2 separate regions of the Homo sapiens genome follow, and region 1 is linked to region 2. A link is a contact called in ENCODE Hi-C or POLR2A ChIA-PET data. All regions are on one chromosome and are shown on one strand. Each heading gives the region's core, a stretch centred on a gene start or an enhancer-like site at or near the end of the contact. The rest is flanking DNA. Distances are from core to core; before and after follow the strand shown.

Region 1 (6,223 bases), core at 2,734-5,233, 680 kb before region 2:
GAGCACTCAGTTCTCACCTCAGCTTTAACTTGTCAGGGTGGTTCCTAGACATAGGCTTTCCTCTTTGGGGGAAGGTTTTAATGAAGAAATCTGAAAAGTGAATAGGACCACAGTGTAAAACCAGAAAAGTAAAAGCCACAGCAGTGTCTCCTCCCAGGGAGGGTTTCTGTTCTCTGCAGGAAACACCCCGAAATCTAGACTTTTCCTTTCTAACTCTGCATTCCTCCTTGCGCACTGCCATTTCTGCACTTTCAGTGAGTCAAGGCAGTTACAAAAGCCTGCCCAGGTTCAAGGGGAGGAAACACAGACCCCCGCTTCAATGCAGGTGTGTCTCATTATAAAAATGTCCCCAGTGTAAGAGCAGCATGGAGGATGGGCTATACTTGGTGTGGCTATCTCCGGAAAATACTAACTGCCATACTAGCTCTTTAATGAGGGGGAAGAAATGTTCATTAAAAACTATTAACTCAGGCTAAAATATAAAACAGAAAATAGTGAATAAACATTCATACCACAAGAAAACAGCATGCTTGCCCAAGCATCCCCTTAGAATACATTTTGATAATGATAATAACAATTTGCTAAGAGCTTCCCAGCTATAAAATGTCTCCCCATCATTACCTCCTTCCATCCAGCAACGCTGTGAAGCAAATACATCCATTTCCCTGTTAGGGAGATGGAGGTCCACAGCAGTGCCTCACCCTGACTCACACATTTGTTAGTGAGAGTTTTGAGACTGAACCCAAGGCTTCTGACTCTAATTATGGGTTCCTGTCCACATCTGACCAGCAACCAGTTTGAGTGATATTTAGGATCTGTTTCACAGAGTTTGAAAGTCAATACAAAATGTTCAGTCTAGTGATCTGGCTGTGGCTTTACCGCAGTTTGAGTCTGAGCAAATCACTTTCTGAGTGTCAGTTTCACCATCTGTAAATGCAGAAGATTGCACTACAGGAATTGAAACTTTTTCCATGTAAAGAAAAATGTAAGCAATCACACCCTTTCTCCAGGCAAAATCTTACATGAGGATTCCTACTCTATGAAACATCTGTTCAAAAATAGAGCTGCCCTACCCACCAAAGCTAAACATGCAGCCACCCAGTAACCCTGCAATACCACTCTGGGTATATACCCGACAGAAATGTGTTCGTTTTTCCCCAAAAAGGCTGTGCAAGAGTGTTCATAGCAGCTATGTTCATAACATCAAAATATGGAAACAACCCAAATGTCCATCAAAAGCAGAAAAGCTAAATAAATTCTGGTATAGTCACACAACAGAATACTACACAGCAATGAAAAAGGGTGGGCGGCTCCTACATGCTAGAACATGGATGAATCTCCCAGACATAATTTTGAACAAAAGAAGTTAGACAAAATGAACGCATGCTCTACGATTCCATTTATATGAGTTCGAAAACAGATAATATGAAAATGGTGGTTCTCTTTGGTGACAGCACTGATGGGAAAGAACCAGAGAGAGCTTACTGGGACTTTGGAAAGATTCTTTATCTTGATCTGTGGTTACATGGGTGCATAAGTTTATACAAACTCATCAGGCTTTATTTTATTTCATGTATCTTTTGAGACAGGGCCTCACTCTGTCACCCAGGCTGGAGTGCAGTGACACAATCAAAGCTCACTGCAGCCTCAACCTCACGGGCTCAAGTGATCCACCCACCTCAGCCTCCTAAGTAGCTGAGACTACAGCCATGAGCCACCATGCCCAGCTAATTTTTGTATTTCTTGTAGAGTTGGGGTTTTGCCATGTTGCCCAAACTGGTCTTGAACTCCTGAGCTCAAGATATCCACCCACCTCAGCTTCCCAGAATGCTGGGATTCCAGGCATGCATCACCATGCCCAGCCTCATCACATGAATTGAAATTCGTGTGCTTTATTATATATAAGCTGTACCTCAACAACAACAAAAAGGGTAAAAAGAGAAATGGAACGACTTTGGTTGATGCAAACCAGAAGGTCTTGAAGACCCCTTTGCTCAGCCTCCATCCCACTGCCTCTATCGATTCATACCCTTGACGGACTCTAAGCTTCCATATGTACAGTTTAAAAGACCATCAGACTAGACCATGTCTAAGGAACTCCCAGCCCTGACAGTCTGTGATTCGCCTTTGGGATTCAGATGCAAATGCCTTTCCCTGGAAACCATCCGATATGGTTTGGATCTGTGTCCCCACCAAATCTCAGGCTGAATTATTATCTCCAGTGTTGAAGGTGGGGCCCCATGGGAGGTGACTGGATCATGGGAGCAGTTTCTCATGAATGGTTTAGCACCATCTCCTTGGTGCTGTTCTCATGACAGTGAGTGAGATCTCACGAGATCTGGTTGTTTAAAAGTGTGCAGCACCTCCTCCTCTCACTCTCTTTTGCTCCTGCTCCTGCCCCATGAAATACCTCACTCCCCCTTTGCCCTCTGCCATGATTGGAAGCTTCCAAAGGCCTCCCCAGAAGCAGAAGCTGCTTTGCTTCCTGTACAGCCTGCAGAACTGTGAGCCAATCAAACCTCTTTTCTTTATAAATAACCTAGTCTCAGGTGTGCTTTTATAGCAGTGCAAGAATGAACTAAGACATCATCCTACAGGTGACAACTGTTTCAAATGTCCAAATCCCCACTCCATGGTTACCTTATCTCACCCCGTTCTTGTCACCTTCTTCCCCACCCTCCAATGCCCAAAGCCCACACACTACCCCAGGACCACAGCCTCCTACTCAACCCTCCTTAAGCATCCCCATCTACTCCCAAAGTCCCGCAGGGCCCCTGCAAGCTTACCTCCTGGTGTAAGCACAGGCTCCAGAGTTCACCCACCTAGGTTCAGATCCTGGCTCCTCTACCTGTAGCTGGATGTGCTTTCTATTTATACGTTGAGGTTGACTAATGGTACATATCGTTGAATTGTTAGGAAGATTAAGATAGTACCATGGAAAGCAATTCGCACAGTGTCTGATGCATCCTAAGTGCTCAAGAAGTGTTAGCTAGTGTTCTGATCATTGTTAACTGTCCCCCTCCTGTTCTATTATCACACACTTATGGATCAAAGAGAGACAACAGCTTTTTAAAAATTAACAATAGGCCAGGCGTGGTGGCTTACACTTGTAATCCCAGGACTTTAGGAGGCTGAGGTGGGAGGATCACTTCTTGAGCCCAGGAATTTGAGACAAGCCTGGGCAACATAGTGAAACTCTATCTCAATTAAAAAACAAAAATTAGCCAGGCGTGGTGGCATGCACCTGTTGTCCCAGCTACTTGGGAGGCTGAGGTAGGATAATGGCTCGAGCCCAGGAGGTTGAGGCTGCAGTGAGCCAAGGCCGTGTCACTGCACTCCAGCCTGGGCGACAGAGAGAGAGTCTCCGTCTCAAAATAATAATAATAACAATAATAATAATCTAGTAGAGTGTTTACCACAGCTGTGCTGCACATCCTCCTCACAGCTTTTTTTGAGTAGACTTTGCGTTGTGTGCCCAAAGTCACATAAATGATCAAGGCTGGAGTCAAAATTTAAATTCAAGCCCTACTGACTCCAAAGCTCATAGTCTGAGCCTCCATGCTATTTGCTTAAGAAACTGTGTAATGCAGTTGACGGAGAGGGTACTTAATCTAAAGGAGTGAGCATCTGCTGGGGCCACTGGTGTGATCGAAAGAATTTAGAATCGGACAGATCTAGGTCCAAATCCTGGGCTGTGTGCTTCACCAGCTGCGCAGACTTACACTCATTGCCTTAACTGCTCCAAGCCTCAGTTAGCTCACCTGTAAATTGAGACGCCATTGTGGAAGGCATTAAATGAACTTCATAATGTAGCCAAAACTTTATAAAAGCTAATCCTGGGGATTTCCAGCATCAGGTGATGCAGATGGAGAGTGATTTGAGGAAGGGAGTATATACTTCATCCATGCTTCACCCAGATCTCCCTCCAGTTCAAAACAGAACCCTTCACCCAAGGACAGCCCCTCCTAAGACTGGGGACTTTTTTAAACAATCAAATGATGCCTAAGTTGCAAATGTTAACTTTGTGGTCTGGTCTCTCTTCCTCTGTTGTCAGTTTTAAAACAGTTGCTAAAAACTAACATCCCCTCTCACCCTATCTTCCCCTTCTTGTTTGCAAGACAGAGCCTATTAGAGATTTCAAGGCAGTTTTGCTTTCAAATGGCCCATCTTTCTGATTCCCTCTTCTTTCTCAGCCTGAGCTCAGCATGACTTTTCCTCCCTACCTCGTTCTGCTCTACACACACAGCTATGCCATACATGAGGGCAATTCGGGTGACACCCTAGACTCTCTGATTTTACAACTCCCAGTTTGCAGCAAGAAGCAGGTAGTGAAGTGGATTCTCAAAGGGAATCAGAAGGGGAAAATAATTTGGCCATCAATATGAGTAAAAAACCCCAGACACTCATATACACCCCATCTAAACATAACCCTTCGCCACCCCCAAGAGGTGAGGCAGTCGTGTTCTCTTGCTCACTTCCACATAACTTGCTACAAAGTCTTTTGGCGACACTCCCTTTGTCGCCTTTAATGTGTTGCTCTAATGACCCACATAATGAGATTGCACCTCTCCAGGCCTGAATAAATGTCATCCCGTGAAGTGGGCATCTTCAAGGAGCTGGGAAAAGTACAGCCTTCCTGGAAGGGCATTTTGGCTAAGAATTAAGTCTTTAAAAAAGGCTGATACCCAATAACTACAATTGTACCTAGTTTATCAAGGAGTCTCAGCTTACCACTGTTTCAAACACAGAATTGCCACCAACTGTGTGTTCTCAAATCCTCTTTAATGGTGCTTGACATCATCTTAGTGCAATTCCATTTATTTCCAGTTATTAAGGGTTATTCAGTGACATTTTTGTTTCTGTAGGACTCAGTCCCATGCATTTCAAAACTTGAAACTTGTTTTCTTGTAATGACTCTCTTTTCCTCACCACGCCCAAACACATACACAAACCTAGACTTGAGTTTCTAAGCTGCTTAAAGGTTGTAGGGGAAAGAGGATGGTCTCTTCTCACCACGCCATCTCCTATGCGCATGCCCTCTGCTGTTGGGGCAGGATGGAAAGAGGGAAGGACAGAGATGTTTCCTCATTTAGCTGCTTATGATGAGGAGCTGATCCTTTTTATTTCAGTGGTCACTGGTTCCTGGATAATGCAGACTGAGCTTTGACTCCTGCTGTGTGGCTCCTTCATGGGGCTCATCCATTGGGTTCTTTGGAGAATGTCGTAGGGCCATCCCCTGCATATTCACCTACATGGGTGGCCTGGCTAGGGCTCCAGCTGCTTCCTTTCCTTTTCCTCCCCAACCACAGTCTTCCCCACACTTTCCTTCTACCAGGGGTATCTCATCCAGTGGGAAACCCACTTGGGGAATAATGGCAGAACAGCTCAAGTCCCACTTCCTAAGGTGTTCCCTCGACCCAGGAGAAATGTATGTGTCCTTGACACACCTGAGAAGCCACAGACCCCTATATCCATGTCCTAAGCAGCCTCAGGTGCTCCTGCTGGTCCAAGACTCAAAAACCATCAAAGGAAAGATAACAGACCCCAAATTAATGGAGTCGACACTGCAGGAATAGGAATCCCACTTGTCAAATAATTCTCTTTGGGCCTCTCTCTCTTGGTTTTAGGGAAGGAAAATAACCATACCTCCTTCTTCTCTCTTATGGGGAAGTGATGAGAAAAGTCCTATACTAAGGAACTAGTAAATGAATAAGTTCTATGGATGTATTCACAGAGTTGATGGATTATTTTAATGGTATGATATGTTAAATGAAAAGAGCAGTGTAGCAGATTGCATTTTCCAACATGGCAGAAACATCACCACTCGTCTCACAGGCTTTCACTACAATGTGACCTCGACGATCCTCCTATCAAATGATGGGGTCTTTGCCACGTCCCCTTGAAGCTGGGCAGATCTCAGTGTCTGCCTTGACCAAGAATAGTGCAGAACTAACATTATGTGACTTTCAAGGCTGACTCATTAAAATGTCATGCACTTTCACCTTGCTCTCTTGAGATGCTCACTCTTGGGACCCAGCCACCATGCTGTGACGAGGCCTAAGGCACCACATGGACAGGCCATGAGTAGGTATTTCAGTGGATGTCCCCAGCTGACATCTCAGCTGATGACTTACATCAACTGCCAGGCATGTAAGTGATAACCCTCTTAATAATTCTAGCCCTCACCCACGAAGCCATCCCCAACCTCTGTATCTCCCCATTT
Region 2 (6,155 bases), core at 1,152-3,651:
TAAGTAAGAAAAATTCCTTGCAATTAAAATTGTTTGCATTGAATTGAGTAGAGTTTCCAATATTCATCCATTGTCATCTAAATACTTTTGTTTAGAGCAAAATAAGGTGCTTATTACAATGAGTCAAATATTTGGGGGTCTTTGTCAGGTCAGGATGGTGTTTTTGATCTGGTCAAAATGTAGTATTTGCTAATACTTTTTCTAACTAGAAAAAAATCCAATCTGATATCATAGATTTGGAATCAAGGCTGGTGAGTGGCATAGGTTGAGGAGGCTCTTTTGGAAAAGTTATTGACAGAATAAATAAATGAATGAATGAAGAATACTCCAGCCTGGATTTAAGAGTAAACCATATCACTTGCTTCCTTCTCAAGATGGCCTTGTGTGGATTCTTATGTTATTGAAGCTTTGGAGCATTTTGCTAGGAAATTCTTTCCTTCTATTGCAACATCGTGGCGATCAGGCTGCACTGTCAGTTGAGCACTGGGGACTGAGATGTTTGTGAATGCTGTGGTCAGTCAGGTCTGAGTTCAATGAAAAGTCATTGCCTGAGGGTTGCATAACTTGATTGCTACAGGTAGAGAATGGCCTTTCACCAACACCAAAGATTTATTGGCTTTTGGGTGGGAAAAGTCAGCTTTTATATTTCAAGAGAGTAAATCATCTCTTGTTAATTGTGAAGCCTTTAAAGGCTATTTAGGATGGTGAACTTCTGCTAGAGCTTCATGCAGTAATATGTAAAATATGTAGTTGACCAGAAGTTTACAGTTTTGACTAATAGAAGTATTAGTCAATGGGTAATACTTCAAGTTTGCCAAGTCCCAGCTTATAACTGGACCTTCATAAGCCAGCCTCATGTTCTAACAGTCAGAAGCACTCTAGACTTGCAACTTTAAACCCTAGTTAGAAAAAAAATTAGCAAATACTATATTTTAGCCAGAAAAAAAAAATCTAGGGCTACAACATTTTACCAGGGACTCATGTTAACATTTGGTCTACAACAACTTTGTTTATAGAATACTCATGCAGGTAAGTTTTGTGGTCGTCACAATCTGTCTGAAAGTAAACATTTTTGGAAGTAGAAATTTGAGAAAGCTATGGTGGTGCTATTTAGTAACATAGGCCATGGAGAATTTGGTCAATGAAGATCAACAACTTTGATGAAATAGTTTTTGCCTGAATAATGAATAATTTATTTTGCCTAACAGTCTACATTGCTAAAAAGGTGAAAGCAGTGGTCAATTTAATGAAGAAAAGTGCATTCACTCAAAGTTTTTGGCAGAAAGGAGAAAAAATATCTGGTTGATTGATTTCCTTATTTGCTTTCCAGCTGGTGGTTTTGGTGTGGTCGAGACACTTCATGGGGTTCCTGCCTTTAGTTATGCTAGTTGTAGCAGACCACTACCTTGAATCAAGAAAGCATGTTGGTCTAACTCTAAGATTATAGCCAGAACCCATCAGAGGGCTAGAATTTCTTTCCACTAAAAGTTCCTTTATAAATTCTTGTGTTTTGTTGTGTTTCTAGGTATATGTTTAAATGGTTTCAAAATTGATTGCTTTTAATAGTTCTTTTGTTGTTGCTGACAGTTGTGGAGAGAGTAAGATGGAGATACACAAAGCCTTTTCTTATTAACAGATTTCCTGTTATACATGTATTAAGATTGTCGGCTTCTACTCCGGTATCCTTTCCTTCTAGCTTGCTTCACCAGAGGGAGAAAGACTAGCTCAATTATATTATCCTGTTAGATTGCTTAAATCATGTTTAGATAAAAAAAAATTACTTTCTGCTTTCTTACTATAGTTCATGATTTCCATTTTGTAAGGCATCTTTTCTAAATTTTGTGCTTTATTATTTTTGCGGTGTTGAGCGAGCGAAAACAAACTCTAGTTCATAATTCACTTTAAAGAACATACCCTTTCTTTCTATTTTCTTGTTAAAACCAAATTGTGTGCAATTTGTAGGAAATTGAAACCACATTTTTCACTTAACTTTCCAAAATTAAAATTTATGGGGAAAAAGAAGCAATAAAACAGTTACAATCTGGTCATCTATAATTATCTGTGTGGTGTGAGCAGTTCCACATTTGAAAAATGTGACACGGATAACTTATCAAGATTTTACAACCGTGGGACATTTCACTTCTTATTTGCTGCATTGGAGCCAAGATCTCCACAAAATGCTGAAAGTTACCACTGTCAGTTTGAAAGTTACATGTGTGAAGAGGAGCTTTGAAATGTATAGAAAACAATGGACAGTATCTAAAAACAGTTGTTTTCCTCCCTCACTCAGTAACGAAATGTATTACAGTAAAAATTTGCCATTGTAGACTGTTCTTATTTCCAGTATTGTTCTTGATTTCAGTTACTTTAACATTCTCTTGTCACGCTCTACTGGGTAGGAGAAAACCACAGAACTAGTGAGATGAACCGTCTATTTCTGTTTATTGGTGCTGCCATTGCTGTCTTGGTATCTCCATTTCTAAAGCTTTCTGCATCTTTATAGATTTCCTAAGAAATGGATCCTTGAAGATATTCAAGTCCTAAGCTGTGCTTTTTTTTTTTTTTTTTTGGAATAAATACTTTTTCCCCTTTTAATCTTGCCATCTAATTGTTTCTAAGTTATAATAGTAAAAAGTTTTAGATTCTAAGAAATTTGATACTTCAATCCTAGTTCTTAATAGAGGGAAAGTTCATTTAACAATGGCTCCTTTGTGGAAATATAATCATATTTAGACAACTTGATGCAGCTGTGGTGAAGTCATTCATTTGTGTTTTCATTCAGTAAACTTTTATTGAGTATCTATTTAGTTTCACATCTTCTGTTAGAATCTAAATATAGAGTGGGGAACAAAACACTACAAATAGTACTGCACATAGTAATTATTCCCTTGAACCTTAGCATCATCAACATCATTCTAGATAAAAATGTATGGATGGACAGATCTTTGGCAGTATAAAAAAACCATCTAAAACCACTACAATCCTGAGTCTCGACTTAAGCTCAACTGAAATTGCACCCTTGCCTCAGCAACTTACAAATGCTCAAATGTTTTATAAATATTTTGGCCATGTCCATTTCTTTATTTGTAAGTTGATTCTGATCAATATTATCAGAATTTTAAAGATGTATTCATTTAATGGATAAGTACTTATTGTATAACGTAGTCTTCTAAGTGTTTTACAAATATTTAGCCCATTGAATCCCTGAACATCTCTATAGGGAAGGCACTTGACTGTCCTGATTCAACAGGTAAGGAGACTGAGACATAGATTAAGCATTTGCCAGAGTTACTCAAGTGGAGGAACCTGGCCAGACCGTCTGACTCCAGAATTCATCCTCTTAACTGTTCCACTGTACTCTTTCCTCAGTACTTTGGTATTTCTATAACTACGTATGTCTTTTAAAAGTGTGATGATCCCTGAGTGTATGACGCTTGGACACATCTGGTAGGATTCTGCAGACAGCTTACTCTGCCTGTAAGTGGAGAGGTTCCAAAGAGGCATCAGTAAAGGAGTCCCTGGCATGTGATGGCCCTCAGGTCATTATGAGCCAGGGGCAAACGCAACATGTGTCCTACCTTCCATTCATTCTAAGTTGTTCATTCGCCCGTCTCTCTAATACGTGCTTAGATATAAAAATAATATGTGCTAATTTAGAAAATTTAGAGAAAAACAGGATAGAATTTAAGGAGTTCAAATCATCCAATAGCCATCACCCAGAGTTGACCACTAAAAAGATTTTTGTATATTTCTTTCATATTTTTCTATACATAACAAATATATATGAACATTTTCTTCGTATTTGTGGTTATACTGTATATGTGTTTACACACACACAGTTTTATATCCTGTTTTTTTCACATAGCCTAATAAGCATTTTCCCACGCATTAAAATTTCTTCATAAACATGTTAATAGGCTGCATCATCTCCCACAGTGTGGATTTACTATATTTATTTATCCATTCACTATTGCTAGAAATTTAAGTTGTTTTATTTATACTCGTATAATGATACAATCTTTGCTCTTTTCTCTAACTTTGATGCTTTAAAAACCATAGTAATTTGTGGTAACTAAATGTTCTATCCCTTTATGAAGATTTTTTTTTAAATGCCCTAAATGATTTTTTTTTGCAAGTGGTAGATTTTTAAAAAAAACTTTTGAAATAATTTTTTCATATAATGCTTTTATTATTTGCACTATAAAATGATGCTATAAAATATAGAGTAGAAATAAAATATGCCCAAGTGTCCACATGAACTCACAATTAGTCTAGGAAATTATATCTAGCCGTAAAGTGAGAATATTAAAGCTCTTGTATCTATATTAATACAATCAGCCATACTTTTTAATGATAAGTATTTAATCTATCAGTCTCCTCTCTCTTTTTTATCACCCAGTTGCAAACTAGATTCATTTTGGATAATTACCTTTGGTACTAAATGTATATTATCTGCCCAGTTAGGAAATAGATCAGAGGGAATTCATAAATCAATAGTAATAAAGTAAACAGAGAGAATGGAATCTATTTCCTCTCTTATCATTTGTTTGAACCCATGCTACTAAAGACAGGGACCCTGTCTAATGGATGTCGGACAGAGGACCACAAGTAAACCCCACTGGGAACAGCTCTCCTTTAAGAATTGATCTGATATTTCAGGAAATATCTTATTGTTTGAATATTATAATGGTAGGTGCTTAATGACAACTACGATGCTTTGACTTCTGCTGTTTACAGAATTGATTTCAGTTTCTCTTTCAATGTTTTTGTATCTATTCCTGGATGCACCTCCTTTCTCTCCAACCTCTTTCTAGCCTTCATAAAACAATTTTTGACAGAGCATTAATGTTAGATTTACCAGTGTTATGCTAACCACAATCTCATTGTCCAAAGGGAGATAAAAATCCAGTGTCCCATACTGTTGACTACAAAAGAGGCTCTCTGTAGTTTCAATGTTGATGTCATCATGAGAAAAGATAATTCAATACTCAGAGTGGGACCTGTACCTCTACTTCAGCACAAACATGGGAGAGTTAGTTTACCTTGCCCAGACCTCTAAATATTCTAGCAGGCTAATGAAACTCTGAGAAAAGGTATGTCCAGCCTCCCTTGTTGATATGCTAAATCCAACAGCCAAGAAAATATTCCTGCCGTGTAAAAGAAACTCATCACTGCTATTATTCAGTGTATATTCACCTCCCTCGTGTAATACAAAAGTATTACCTGTTTTCCCCAAATCCTAAACTCTATAGGAACTTATTGACTTATGTCACAACTAATGGCATTGCTAGGAGGTATACTAGAGCCCACTTTCACAGTTTTCTACCAAGTGTTGACTTCACTGTAGCGTGGTTGATCCTAGACTCAAGTGACCTGATTTGGTGGTGCCTTCCACACCAAAGTTTCAAGGCCAGGAATATAGTGAGTTAGGAATCTCTTTCTGTGTTTACAGGATTATGGTCACTGTTGGTTTTAGAATCTTGGCCAAGGGGAAGACTATTAGATTCTGAGTTTATTTCCAAAGCAAAAGCAGGAAATCTAAAGAGATGGCATTGCATATTTTGGGAGGTGGATCTTCTTCATGGTTTCCAGTATTTTAATGACAATTAGAAAATTGTTTTTGATAGGATCCAAGTAGTTCCAAATTCAGAAAGAACTTAAATACGCTTCTGTCTTTCACAAAGTCCAATTGTAAATGATGTCTTTATTAGCAGAGATACATACTCTTGCACCCTTGTCACTTTAAGAGGCCACATACTCGGGAAGAGGTATGTGCTTCCTCAAGGAGCTTGCTTCTCCTGGCATAGAAGGGCAGTCAATCTAGGCCCTCTTCCACAGGGAATTGCCATGCTGTGGGCCACAACTTGACAAGATTGCCTTGGGGACACACCTCAAACTCCTGCTTAGGTTTTTCTGCTCTGGAGAGACAAAGTGGGACTTTCAAACAGGCCAAATATTTCAAGAGAGAAATCTGCAATTAGTTTTCTTCCCCCCTCCTTTGATCATTATACCATCCTTTTACATCTGCCAGGCTCTATTTACAAGCCTCCTCTTCCCTCAGTAGGCACATTTGAAGCCTGCTTAACTGGTATTCAGAGGGCAGAATGGCATTATTTGTGATTCCTTTGCCACTGACTCGGAGCAGTGATGGGAGG

The links. A loop is a pair of places that touch in the nucleus more often than their neighbours do. ChIA-PET counts read pairs that join two places held with the same protein, here RNA polymerase II (POLR2A). Pooled maps may share reads with other maps.
Region 1: a map with no recorded cell type shows a loop between it and region 2 (9-fold over the local background). The contact joins two enhancer-like sites. A Hi-C loop is called at or near these places in 1 of 37 single-sample maps with no recorded cell type and 2 of 50 pooled maps. POLR2A ChIA-PET finds 5 or more read pairs at or near these places in 1 of 52 experiments (activated T-cell).

What each region holds. Positions count from the first base shown.
Region 1 is chr5:159,425,616-159,431,838 of GRCh38, reverse strand. No RefSeq gene overlaps it. Among named protein-coding and RNA genes, the nearest start is that of LINC01845, 38 kb to the left of the region's middle. RefSeq lists an enhancer at 4,295-4,374. Within about 2 kb of position 3,983, at least 5 of the 41 ENCODE cell types and tissues checked have a DNase peak (open chromatin) inside an H3K27ac peak, as active enhancers do.
Region 2 is chr5:158,748,742-158,754,896 of GRCh38, reverse strand. The region is part of intron 10 of EBF1 (EBF transcription factor 1); the gene reads left to right. Among named protein-coding and RNA genes, the nearest start is that of LINC02227, 340 kb to the right of the region's middle. RefSeq lists a silencer at 2,331-2,450. Within about 2 kb of position 2,401, at least 2 of the 41 ENCODE cell types and tissues checked have a DNase peak (open chromatin) inside an H3K27ac peak, as active enhancers do.